2 separate regions of the Homo sapiens genome follow, and region 2 is linked to region 1. A link is a loop called in an ENCODE intact Hi-C map of the cell type or tissue named here. Cell type or tissue: ascending aorta. All regions are shown on one strand. Links, peaks and the distances in the headings refer to the core of each region. The heading gives the core; the rest is flanking DNA.

Evidence for each region. Peaks named below come from ENCODE experiments on the same cell type or tissue, not always from the same donor. Only the 100,000 strongest peaks of a DNase experiment are listed, where the experiment ranks them.
Region 2: it touches region 1 in a loop (10-fold over the local background); 43 of 110 quality-filtered maps call a loop at or near these places.

What each region holds. Positions count from the first base shown.
Region 1 is chr6:28,977,967-28,984,188 of GRCh38, reverse strand. It overlaps TRF-GAA1-2 (tRNA-Phe (anticodon GAA) 1-2), which reads left to right and starts at 2,445; the gene lies at 2,445-2,517. It overlaps TRE-CTC1-6 (tRNA-Glu (anticodon CTC) 1-6), which reads right to left and starts at 1,990; the gene lies at 1,919-1,990. RefSeq lists a cis regulatory region at 2,736-3,558. In ascending aorta, for the core only: CTCF peaks have their summits at 2,115 (motif pointing right) and 2,943 (motif pointing right); DNase peaks (open chromatin) are centred at 2,108, 2,478, 2,938, 3,329 and 1 weaker place; H3K4me3 peaks cover 2,737 bases; H3K27ac peaks cover 2,539 bases.
Region 2 is chr6:28,860,264-28,866,485 of GRCh38, reverse strand. LINC01623 (long intergenic non-protein coding RNA 1623) reads left to right here and starts at 2,809. Exons shown (of 2, transcript NR_033379.1): 1 at 2,809-3,202; 2 at 4,471-6,222. TRA-AGC2-2 (tRNA-Ala (anticodon AGC) 2-2) reads left to right here and starts at 2,730; the gene lies at 2,730-2,801. It also overlaps the pseudogene RPL13P. RefSeq lists an enhancer at 1-617. In ascending aorta, for the core only: no CTCF peak of the experiment used is centred there; DNase peaks (open chromatin) are centred at 484, 2,225 and 2,705; H3K4me3 peaks cover 1,639 bases; H3K27ac peaks cover 1,084 bases.

The DNA of each region.
Region 1 (6,222 bases), core at 597-5,596:
AATTTTTTTTCCTATGGACAATGAATAATAGCTCAGATGAGAAGGAAAGAAACTGGTAGCATTCGAAGAAGAGTTCTTTTTCTCTAATCCAATTAGCTTTATGTGGAAAATGAAAGAAAAGAAAAGAAAAGAAAAAAAGAGGCATTAATCAAGATAAGTTAAGCCAGACAGTTCCTTTCACAGGGGTCCCAACCAGACTGTTTTCTGAAAGCAGAGGCATAAAAACTAATGAAGCAAGAGATTCTTGCTGCACATAGAGGAGACAACGTGTGATATCACGAAAAGAGGGTGCTTTTCAAGAACTGATCACCAGCAGGCCTAGAGGGTTGAATTCCTATGAAACATTAGATTAAAAGGCTTCCGTATATACAGGAATTTTACAAACCATATTACTTTTATGTCTATGTCAAAATAAGATTTCTTAGTCAAATTGATCTTATGTATGTGTCAAAGTTTATTAATTCAAGGACAGAACTGACAAGATGACAAAAGAGTGTCCCATCTCAAGGAAGTTTTGGAAACTGTGAATATATGGAGCCAGGGAAGAGAAGAGAAAGTGCAATTAATTAGAAAAAGTCCTGCTTCATTTAACTGGATCATAACAACATCACATCCTGGCTGGAAGCGGTGGCTCACGCCTGTAATCCCAGCACTTCGGGAGGCTGAGGCGGGTGGGTCTCTTGAGATCAGGAGTTCGAGACCAGCCTGGCCAACATGGTGAAACCGCGTCTCTACTAAAAATACAAAAATTAACCTGGAGTGGTGGCACGTGCCTTTAATCCCAGCTACTCGGGAGGCCGAGACAGGAGAATTGTTTGAACCCGGGAAACGGAGGTTGCAGTGAGCTGAGATCGGGCCACTGCACTCCAGCCTGGGCGACAAAGAGAGACTCCATTTCAAAAAACAAACAAAAAATCACATATTCCATTTGTTGGTGAAATAAGATCAGGAGCACCACGATCTTTGTTTGGAAACTTGTAGAGAAGTCATACGTGCCCCAAACTCTTAGCAGATATAAGAAAGAAATAATAAGCAATAGCTGCTCTTTAGACAGACCAAGAAACAAAGATTCATGCCCCGATATTGTCAGACAGGAACCAGTTAGCACAGGGTCACCAAACCTTGTCAGGAGAGAAACAAAAAGTCTGCTTTTTCTCCAGTAGCTCTCGGTAAATTTACCAAATGTGCATTCAGAGATGGTGCTGAATTCATTGTTTGCCTGTTTCTCAGTTTTGTGACAGCAGGTTTTAATTTCATGTTTATGACCTTCTCCTATCCTCTCTTAGGAAAAAAACATAATTTGTACCTTCATAGGGGAAAAAAGGTTGAAGCGCTGGAGAGATGAAGCAGTCCTGAAACTGCTTTGGCCCAGAATATTAAATTACTGTGTAGGTATTTCTAGGGCTATCCCCTAGCGCCCAGTTGGAGCAGCGTGAAACTTACAGAGAAATCCGAGGAAGATAGAGTAGGTGTCTAAACCACCGAGGCTCTAGCAGCTTCAGAAGCTTGAACACAGCGATCAAATCTCCCAGAAATGACTTCGCCATTTCTTCTCTGTCATCTTCATAACTGTCTTTTCAAAAGGTTATGCTAATCTCAACTAACTCCTAATGGATTGTCTCCGGAATTTCCCGCTTACTGAATCACCCAATTGAGTTAAAAATGTTAAAGCGCTTACTTAGAACAATGCCGGACACTCGGTCTACGCTAGATTAAGTATTCATTAATAAATGTTTTAAAATAATTGAAAATTACATTGCTTGTCATTTTGTACCTGGAATACTAAAACAGGAACAGGGTTTCTATGCAGAAAATGCCTCCTATGAAAATTGAAAGTTAACTTATCCACAATTTGCTGTTTACTCAGAGATTTCGTTCCTGGATGAAAGAATTTGGAGGTTAAAACAGAAAAACCTCATTCCCTGACCGGGAATCGAACCCGGGCCGCGGCGGTGAGAGCGCCGAATCCTAACCACTAGACCACCAGGGAAGCTGAAGTAGGTTTATTAAAACATATTTATGAAGCGAGAACTCAACACATACGCACACAGTTGACTTCTACTTTTCCGACGAGTTAGTGCACGGTCATGCTCTCGTATTCACTGACCTCCTGTTTTGCACCAACCAATAAAATCTGGACGGCAGAGGGCGTGGCAATGCCATAAGAGTAATTTGGGAAGTTCGTAACTGGATGATGGAACGTGCTCTGTTTCGATGTGTGCATTCAACCGAGAATAAATTGTAGCATCAATTTGTAATTGTCTTCTTGCTTTTCTTTGCATAAAGTGGTGAGCCATTTGAAGAACGAAATAATTTTTTAATTTGTCTTTGGTTCCTTCGGAGTACCTGTCATTGTGGGTTTTTTTTTTAATAAATACCTAATAGTAAATAAAAAACATAAGTAATAAATTCATTAAGCCTTATTTTTAAGTGGCGTGGGCGGAGCCGAAATAGCTCAGTTGGGAGAGCGTTAGACTGAAGATCTAAAGGTCCCTGGTTCGATCCCGGGTTTCGGCATGAGAGCGCTCGGTTTTTTGTGCCCACGGCAATACAAATATGGAATTTTCCTTCTACAATACAGAAACACTCCTTAGAACCTAAAATGGGGTCATATTTTTCTCAAATTCATAAAGGAAATCGCAAGAACACTGTGGGATACGTTTATTTCTGTAGCAGAACTCTAGGTATGGGTTTCAACATCTCACTAGATAAAAGAAGAAAAGGCAAACGTGCTGAAAGAAGTTTAATCTTGAGCAATACTAATTACATTTTATTTGCGACCTCTGTTCCCTCAATAAATATTTATTAAGTGAATTGTTAGTGTTATGCGCGCGTCTAACTGAAGAGACAACCTGAACAGGCTAAGTGTGAGCAACAAGCTGTTTATTCACTCTGGTCCGAGCGGGCTGAGTCCGAAAAGGGAGTCCCACCACCGGAGGGTGGTGGGATTGCAGCTAGTTTTATAGGTTAGGAGTAAGCAGTGGAAAGATACAATAAGGGCCCGTTTATTGCGGGCAAGGGAAGAATGTCACAAGGTACATTATCACAAGGTGGGAGGGGTCACAGAGCACAGTGTCACGAAGTTGATTGATCAGTTAGGGTAGAGCATGTTACAATGGTAGAAGGTCGCAAGGTTGGCTAATCAGCTAAGACAGGAGCTGTTTTTCTTCTTTTGTGGTTTTCCTGTTGTCCCAGACTTTCTGGCTCCAGGAGACCTTCTGGATGTGTACGTGTGGGTCACAGGGGTCACAATGCCTTGATCATAGCACAGCCTGCTCCGAGGAAAAGGATAGAGAGAGGCACGGCCGGTGAACTGAAGGGAAGTTTCCTGGAAAAAGGAGCCGCCTAAGCTGTTGAAAAAGTGGCTACTTGCTAGAGGTGGGGGAGGGGAGGGGTGGCTGCTGCGCTGTGAAAGGGAGACAGCCAGCATATTCCCTCAGCCACCTTTTTCCTAACCTCCTAATTTGCTAGCTCTTGGCATATTCAACCCCTGTCTTCCTACTCGGAGGAATGGTCTCTCATTTCCAAGTCTACTTAATATTCCATCTGAGCTTTTGAACCCTCTACCCATTCCATTTTGCTCTATGTTTGTGTCTTTCATCTCTCTCCTCCTTACGTGCCTCTCTTCAAATTACAGAATGTCTAAACCTCTATCTTTGGACAACAAAAATGGAACACATGACCTTATGCATTATCCTCAGACTCTTTCCTTCCACTCAGCACCAAACCTGTTGAAAGAACAATGTTTACCTCATTATTTGCTCATCAGCGGAGGAGGTCTGCCTTCCAATCCCAGGAAACCATTACCATCAACTTTCCAACTTTCAAATGTCTTGGCTGTTTTTGGTCCTATACTTAATTTTGCACAGTATACCAACCTATAAACAATCCTTCCCTTATGAAGCAGTCCTCCTTTGGACTTTGGGATTTTGAAGCAGCCTCGTTGTCTGGGGTGACACCCTAGATTCATCGTCTCACAGCCACAGAGATCAAGGACCTGGACACACAGAGAGGTTAAGAGTGGAAATTTAATAGGCGAAAGAAAGAAAATATCTCTCTGCTACAGAGAGGGGTCCTGGAAAAATGGGTTGCCGAAATTCGGTGAAATGCAGGGGGTTTTACAGATGAGCTAGTGGGGAGATGGTGTCTGATCTACATAAGGCATGAAAAACCCAGATAGGACCAGGTGTGCCAACTGCATAGGGTGTGAATCTCTGGCAACCCTCACCCCAATCTGTTATTATGCAGGTGGGTTCTCTGCCTGAACTTCTCCATGTTGCCCATTTCTTTCTTACTGTACACATGCTAACAAAAAAGGGAAGGTGGAGCCTCATGGTGGACATGCCTCACCCCCAGGTAGACCTTTTCTATCGGTGCAGCTGCCAGCCTTCCCCCATGCAAGTTTCCAGCTTCCTTATCTATGTCTGCAGCTCCATCTTGCAGGCTGCTCTTTGTTAGAAAAGGAATAATTTCTAGGGCTGCTTTTTGTTAGAAGAGAAGTTCTGCCGAGGACTCTTTTGCCCTAACTACCTAAGCAATTTCTTTGTATCTCCTGTATCAACTTGACTCTCCATTATTTTTCTCCATACTCTCTTGCTCTTCCCTTTCAGCTCCCTATCCCTCCAATTTTAATGACTTTGGTCTTTTTTTAAATTAAATGTTTAATTTTTAGGTAGTCGTAGATTCACATGCAGTTATAAGAAATAATATGGAGAGGTCCCATGTCCCCTTTACCTGCTTGCCCCCAATGGTAACATCTTGCAAAACTATAGCACAAAATCACAATCCGGATATTGATATTGATATTGATAAAGTCAAGATGCAAAACATTTCCATCACCACAAGGATTCCTTTTGGCCCTTTTACAGCCACACCCACTTGCCTACTGTTCCTGCCTCAACCTCTGGCAACTAGTAATCTGTTTTTCACTTTTATGATTTCATCATTTCGAGAATGTTATGAAAATGGAATCATACATTATGTAACCTATTAGGATTGGCTTTTTGCACTCAGTGTAATTCTCTAGAGATTCATCTAGGTTGTTCAGCATCAGTAGTTCATTCTTATTTCTCGCTCACTAGCATTCTGTGGTATGAATTTACCAGTTTGAACATTCACCTGCTGAAAGACATTTGAGTCATTTTCAGCTTTTGACTTTTACAAATAAAGCTACCATAAACATTTGCATACTGGTTTTAGTGTTAATATAAATTTTCGTTTAGCCAAGATAAATGTCCAGGAGTGCAGCTGCCGGGTGGTATGGTACTTGCACATTTAGCTTTTTAAGAAACTGCCAACTGTTTTCCAGAACAGCTACATTTCACATTCCCACCTACATGTATACAGCCTCATCAGCATTTGGTTGTTGCCACTATTTTTATTTTAGTCATTCTGATAGATGTATAGTGATATCTCATCTTGGTCGTAATTTGTATTTCCCTAGTGCTAAGGATGTTGAAAACATTTTTATGTGCTCGTTTGCCATCTGTATATCTTCTTCGGTGAAATGTCTCTTTAGGTGTTTTATCCAATCCGATAAGAATAGTTGTGTACAGGTTTTTATGTGGGAAGTTCCTGAAAAAGCTGGAAGTTCAAACCTTTTCCAAATCTCTGTCTTAGATTATGAAGTTCTCATGCCATGCAATTTGTTTTTTAAAAAAATTATTTAGTGATACTTCTGAAAGCAATGTAAGGAAGACTATTCAGGACTATCGGGATAGGCACAAGGGACCATTGCAAGGAGGTTTTGCAGTGAGGGAAAGAGATCGGCCTCAGTTCTGAATATAGCATGGGCAAATGGGAATTTATAGCCAAGGAGCAGTGTGTCCTGGTCAGTGGACAGGAAATTACCAAGAGAAAACCTCAGAGGTAAGGGGAATTCTGGCCAAACAAACCTAACAGGATTCTTGCTGAAGACAGGCCAAGGTAATCAGACATCAATCATCTGGGGGATGGTGGAGAATGAGGAGCCTGATCAGAAATGGAGGTTAAACATAGATGATATGGGGGTTCTTGCTAAACTGACTTGGCAGGGTTCTTTGCTAAAACTGGACGTTACAAGGAAGTGCACAGATGGGCCTAGCAGAAGATTCAGAAGCCTGACTAAAGTTTGGCCAAGCGAATAGTCTTTGTTAAATTCTTATGCAACTGCATTTGCAAAATGCAAAACAGACTACTGTCTTGTTGTTTGGGGAAAGGAAGAGTGCAACATGGAGAAATTTC
Region 2 (6,222 bases), core at 435-5,434, 120 kb after region 1:
GTGCGGGCGCAAAGCACGGGACTGGCAGGCAGCTCCACCTGCGGCACCGGTGGAAAATCCACTGGGTGAAGCCAGCTGGGCTCCTGAGTCTGGTAGGGACTTGGAGAACGTTTACGTCTACCTAAGGGATTATAAATACACCAATCGGCACTCTGTATCTAGCTCAAGGTTTGTAAACACACCAATCGGCACCCTGTGTCTAGCTCAGGGTTTGTGAATGCACCAATGGACACTCTGTATTTAGCTACTCTGGTGGGGACTTGGAGAACCTTTATGTCTAGCGAAGGGATTGTAAATACACCAATCGGCACTCTGTATCTAGCTCAAGGTTTGTAAACACACCAATCAGCACCCTGTGTCTAGCTCAGGGTTTGTGAATTCACTAATGGACACTCTGTATCTAGCTACTCTGGTGGGGACTTGGAGAACTTTTGTGTCTAGCTCAGGGATTGTAAACGCGCCAATGAGCACTCTGTGAAGATGGACCAATCAGCTCTCTGTAAAACAGACCAGTCAGTTCTCTGTAAAATGGACCAATCAGCAGGATGTGGGTGGGGCCAGACAAGATAATAAAAGCAGGCTGCCGGAACCAACTGCGACAACGTGTTCGGGCTTTTTCCCACGGTGCGGAAGTGATTTTTCGCTCTCTGCGATGGATCTTGATTGTTCTTTGGGTTTACACTACGTTTATGAGCTGTAATTTGTTGATGGTCTGCAGCTTATCTTTTGAAGTTAGGAAAAACATGAATTCTCGGGCAAGAACAAACAACTCCGGAGGCGCCGCCTTAGAAGATGTAACACTGACTGCCAAGGTTTGCAGTTTCACTCCTGAGCCAGTAGAAGACCAAACCACCAGAAGGAAGAAACTCTATAACACATCCGAACGTCAGAGGGAATGAACTCTGGCTACACCGCATCTAACGATTGTAACACTCATCCGGAGGACTTGTGGCTTTCTTGAAATCAGTGAGATCAAGAACCCGCCAATTCCGGACACAATGTTTTACGAATTGTGTGTTAGTAGGAGTTGCTCCTTACAACTGCTATTTCACAAACATTTATTCCTTGATATAACCTGCCACCACTAGAATTGCAGTCACTGATTCACCAAAAATAAATCAATCATGTCGTTTTTGCTGATCTTAACTTGAGGTGCAGCTCATATTTTTTTCAATATTTAGTGTTAGAAGTGTTTGGAGTCCTTATTTAGAAATTTGGTGTTTTTGTGATCAGACATTTGCCAAGAAAATTAACTCTTAAATCAATTAGTCTAGTCTATGGTAGAATTAGTTTTATTTTGCTTAAAGTAATAGTTTCCAAAAACCAACTGACAATAAGTGAGGACTTCCTATATTTTTATGCTTAGGTTTGATGAAGTGGATAGTCCCATAGCAGTATAATTGGATAAAAGGGGGTATGATCTAATGGTTATAAACTGGGGTGAACTTAGCAAAGCCTGTTTATTCAGGTTCTCTTTGGCATCTCTGTGTCTTCGTTTATTTCCTCCAAGTACATTTTCTCCCCTCTGAATTGACGGTCTTATCACCTACTTTAATTGGAAGATCAGGTAGCTTTCATGGCCCGCTTCACGGAACAAGGGCCCAGAGAAAAACGTTTCTGCTTCTGCTGTTTTCTCAAATGCCGAGGTGTCGTATTTTGGGAGTAGTGTGACCTGAACCCAGTCAAAAGACGTCCGAGTCTTTCTAATCTCTGGGTCATAGGGTCGCCTTTGGCCTATGCATTGTACGTATACAGTATGGCATTTCGCATGTCTGTCCACTTCTAGGCGCACAGTCCAACTGGCTTTGACTGGTCAGGAAGGCCAGGCCTGGATCTGGGGTTGGTACTATAGGTTAGATGTTTTCAGGTTTTGAAGGAGAAACAGGTCCCTTAAGGATGAGAGCGAATCAGAAGAAGACAGACAAAAAAGGATTTAGGATTTGTTCCAGAAGCTCATTTCTGGATTGACTGTCGTACCAAGGTTTGGCGAACGGCGGCAAGCGCTTGCCAGTTTGTCGAAGAGTGGAGAGGTCAGTTGTGCCAAGGAGTGGAGAGGTCTAAGAACTCTCCAGGAGCACGGAGGGTTTATGCAGTCATAAATCGCCTTGCTTCTGCATACTTTTTATTCCGTGGAGGATTCCGCCCGGGCGATGGCGCCATAAATGCAGGTGCGTCCTGGCTCTTTTCTCTTCCCAGTGCGCATCTCGGCGACTCTCACCACCCGAGTCTCAGAGCCCGCGAAACGTAGCGTGCCAGGTTCTCCATCCCGAGGCTGGGCGCGGGAACCTGCAGGGGCAGTAACTACGACCGGGACAAGCCGATCTGCAATTCCCCTCCTGTTTTCTCTGCCCCTTGGACTTAAATTCCCACGGCGGCGTTTAGGGCTTTCGTTTTATCTTTCTGCGTTATGCTCGCGGTTTCCTGGCAACCTTTCCAAGCAGAATCACCCCATCACAGACCTTTCTCTGGGGGGCGGCCAGGCAGGACGGCTCCCTTATAAACCCCGATAGGTGGTTGTCGAGCGGCCGTCCGAGAGGGTGACCTGCAGCGGGAGATCCCAGGCCCAGCACGGGACTTTCGATATAACATTCAGTTTTCCTTCTCTCAGCGCAGTCAGGAAACAATATCCAGTATAGCGAATTCAAAATTAAGTTCGACAAAATATGCTTCTTGGCACGACCGATAATAGTAACAGGTCATAGAAATATTTTGGCCCACGTTGAGCGTTGGGGGGTGTAGCTCAGTGGTAGAGCGCGTGCTTAGCATGCACGAGGCCCCGGGTTCAATCCCCGGCACCTCCAGCTTCATTTTTCTCCCGCCTTTTCTCCTAGATGTGCCTTGTTTGCAAAATCATGTCTATCATGTCCACGACTCGCCTCAATTTTTTTTCTTTTGTTTTTGTGGCACTTTCATTCTCTCTCAATTCTTCAAATTCACATGGAAACCAAGGAAAACAAGCTCCGTTTTGCTTTCAATATTGATGCATTTCTGCTCTAAGGCTTTGACACCACCCTGGGTGGCTGTGTCAAGAGATGAAAGACAAAATGAAAGAGGCCGCGGAAGCACAGACTGGCAGAATTCCAAAACCCGAAAAACAAGCAAGGCACCAAATTAACAAGCCCAATCACATTGGTTACATTTCCCAGTATTATCGAAGATCAAGCAAGAAAGAAAAAGACAGAAAACAAATGCGAAACCACAGGTAATTTTTTACAATTTATTTTAGATCCTTTCTTTTTTGAGCTGTTCCTTGGTCAAGGGACAGACCCAGAAAATAGGAAAACTGTCCCACGGATTTCCCCACCACTCTCTTCCCATCGCAATCTCTTTTCTTTTCCCCCATCAGGTGTCCTCTTGTTCGTCCGATTTTAGACTTTGTAAGCTTTTTGTAGGCTTTTTTTTTTTTTTTTTTTGGAGACAAGAGTCTCACTCTGTCTCCCAGGCTGGAGTGCAGAGTGCAATGGCACCATCTCGGTTCACGTGCAAGCTGTGCCTCCCAGATGCAAGTGATTCTCCTGCCTTAGCCTCCCGAGTAGCTGGAATTACAGGCATGATGCACCACCATGCCCGGCTAATTTTTTTTTTTTTAGTGGAAACGGGGGTTTCACCATGTTGGCCAGGCTGGTCTCGAACTCCTGAACTCAAGTGATCCACGATCCACCCGCCTCTGCCTCCTAAAGTGCCGGGATTCCAGGCGTGAGCCACCACGCCTGGCCTACTTTGTATGCATTTCTTTGACTCATTGTTATTGTTTCTGACTTTATTAGGGTAACTTTTATTAAAGCATAATGTAAGCTTTGGATCCAAATAGAAGTTCTTTATTGTGTTAAATAAATTGAAGCCTTCGTATCTGGCTGACTTGAAGCAGCACTTAGCTAGTTTTAAAAGATATGGAAGGCAATCAGAAAACAAAGATACATATCCCCACTCCCTTCTCTTCCCAATTCTAACCGCAGCTCACATTTTGAAGGGCCTCACACATGCATGTGTGAACATCTCAACATATTAGCGGTGGCAGTTATCTGTAAGGAGTCTGCAGCAACATTAATTCTTGCCTCCTCAGGAGAAGGAAAGAATTCGATTGAGGAGCATAATGCCGAAGGAGAGACCGAGGCAAGTCTTAGAGCAGGGGTGAAAAATTATTGAAAATATTTAGAGCACTAATGAAGGAAAGTACACTTGGAAGAGGGCCAAGCAGGCGACTTGAGAGACCAAGTGCACGGCTTGACCTCTAGACCTGGGGTCGTAAACGTTGGCATAGTTCCTAAATCTTGTGTTATTTCTCCCCACTCCTGAGATCTTATTGGGAAGTGACCGACCACCAGTTTCACGTGTTTTCTATCTGTTAAGAAACTGCCTTTCTCTGTCAGAGGAAGAATCAGTTTAAACTTTATAGATTTCTTTTAAAACGTATTTATTACAAGTCCCCAAGAGGGCTTTATTTTTGCTTTCACACATCCTGTTTTTCAGCTTCCTTGGCTCTTTTTGCCCATATGCCGAAGAGCCGAGCATTGCCGCCAAGCATTGGCACCGGCCATGCGGAGACTAGCGAAAGCTTTGCAATTCCTCTACTTCTCAGTGATGACTCGGGCTTTCTCCTTACATTCTTGATGGGCATGACCGGTCCTGTCAGCTGGGTGGCCAATTTCTGTTCTTCAGCAGAACTGTCTCCCTTCTTGGGGGCCGAGGGCTTTCTGGGGAAGAGGATGAGTTTGGAGCAATACTCATTCAGACGCTGCACATTGGCCTGCAGGGAATCGGTGGACTTGTTCTGCCTCCTCGGATCCACAGAGATGCCAGTGGTCCGGGTCACCTTCTTGTGAATGCCCGCCACCCTGAGCTCCAGGCTGAAGCCTCTGCCGGCGCGCACCTTGATGTGATAACGCACAGCAGGGCACAGCACAATGGGCCAGATGGGTCCCGACTCTCCGGGCGCGGGGCGATGCAGCGCCCTTTGGCTTGCCGGGCCTTGATTCTGCGGATCTTCTGGTTGAACCACGTGGCCACACGCTGCTGCCAGTCCTTGTGGAAGTGGGGCTTCAACATCATGCCATTCCTGCTGGGCGCCATGGCTGCCTACGGCCCTCCTACGAAGGAAACACTTTATAGATTTCTATAGCAGTGTTACATAGTAAGGTTTTATGGCGAGTTTTGTAGCATGGATCATACTACCTTAGGACTGATGGTAAAGTTTTAGTCTAAGGAAAGCTCTGAAAATTTGAAAATGTGTAACCACCCAATGAGTTCAGCTTGCCCACTGCCTAGACAGAACCATTTATCAAGACGGGCATGCAAAGCCGGCTGTGTGGGAGACCCGTTTTATTATTATTCAAATCAGTCTCCCCAAGTGGATTGCAGTTTTTAAGGATAATTTGGTGGGTAGGGGACCAGTGAGTTGGGAAAGTTGATTAGTCGGGTCGGAGATGAAATCAGAGGGAGTCGAAGCTGTCCTCTTGTGTTGGCTTAATTTCTGGATGGGGGCCACAAGACCAGATGAGCCAGTTTATCGTTATGGGTGGTGCTAGCTGATCCATAGAGTACAGGGGCTGCAAAATATCTCAAGAACTGATCTTCGGTTTTACAATAGTGATGTTATCCTGAGGAGCAATTGGGGGAGGTTTAGAATCTTGCAGCCTCCAGCTGCATGACTCCTAAACCATAATTTATAATCTTGTGGCTAATTTGTTAGTCCTGCGAAAGCAGTCTAGTCCCCAGGCAGGAAGCGGGTTTGTTTTGGAAAGGGCTGCTATTGTCTTTGTTTCAAAGCTAAACTATAAACTAAGTTCCTCCCAAAGTTAGGTCAGCCTACGACCAGGAATGAACAAGGACAGCTTGGAGGTTAGAAGCAAGATGGAATTGGTTAGGTTAGATCTCTCACTGTCTCAGTTGTAATTTTGCGATGGTGTTTTCAAATGTTGATTTAAAGAAGACCATAAATTTGTGTTGCTTTCTCAGATTTTGAGAATAAGGACAAAAAGTGTATGTTTTAATGGGAGAATCTTAAGAATTTCACTACTGAAGTGGATTTCTCTGTCCATTAACAGTGCTAAATGTTTTGTATTTCCCAGTTGGAAAAACAAAATCTGCAAGCTTTGAATGATACTTGTTATTAGGTTTTGGTAACAGCTGTTGTACTATTCCCATTTCAATGCTCAATAGCCACACGTGGCATGTCATACCTACCAGGTGGACAGCACAGATATAGAACATTTTCATCATTGT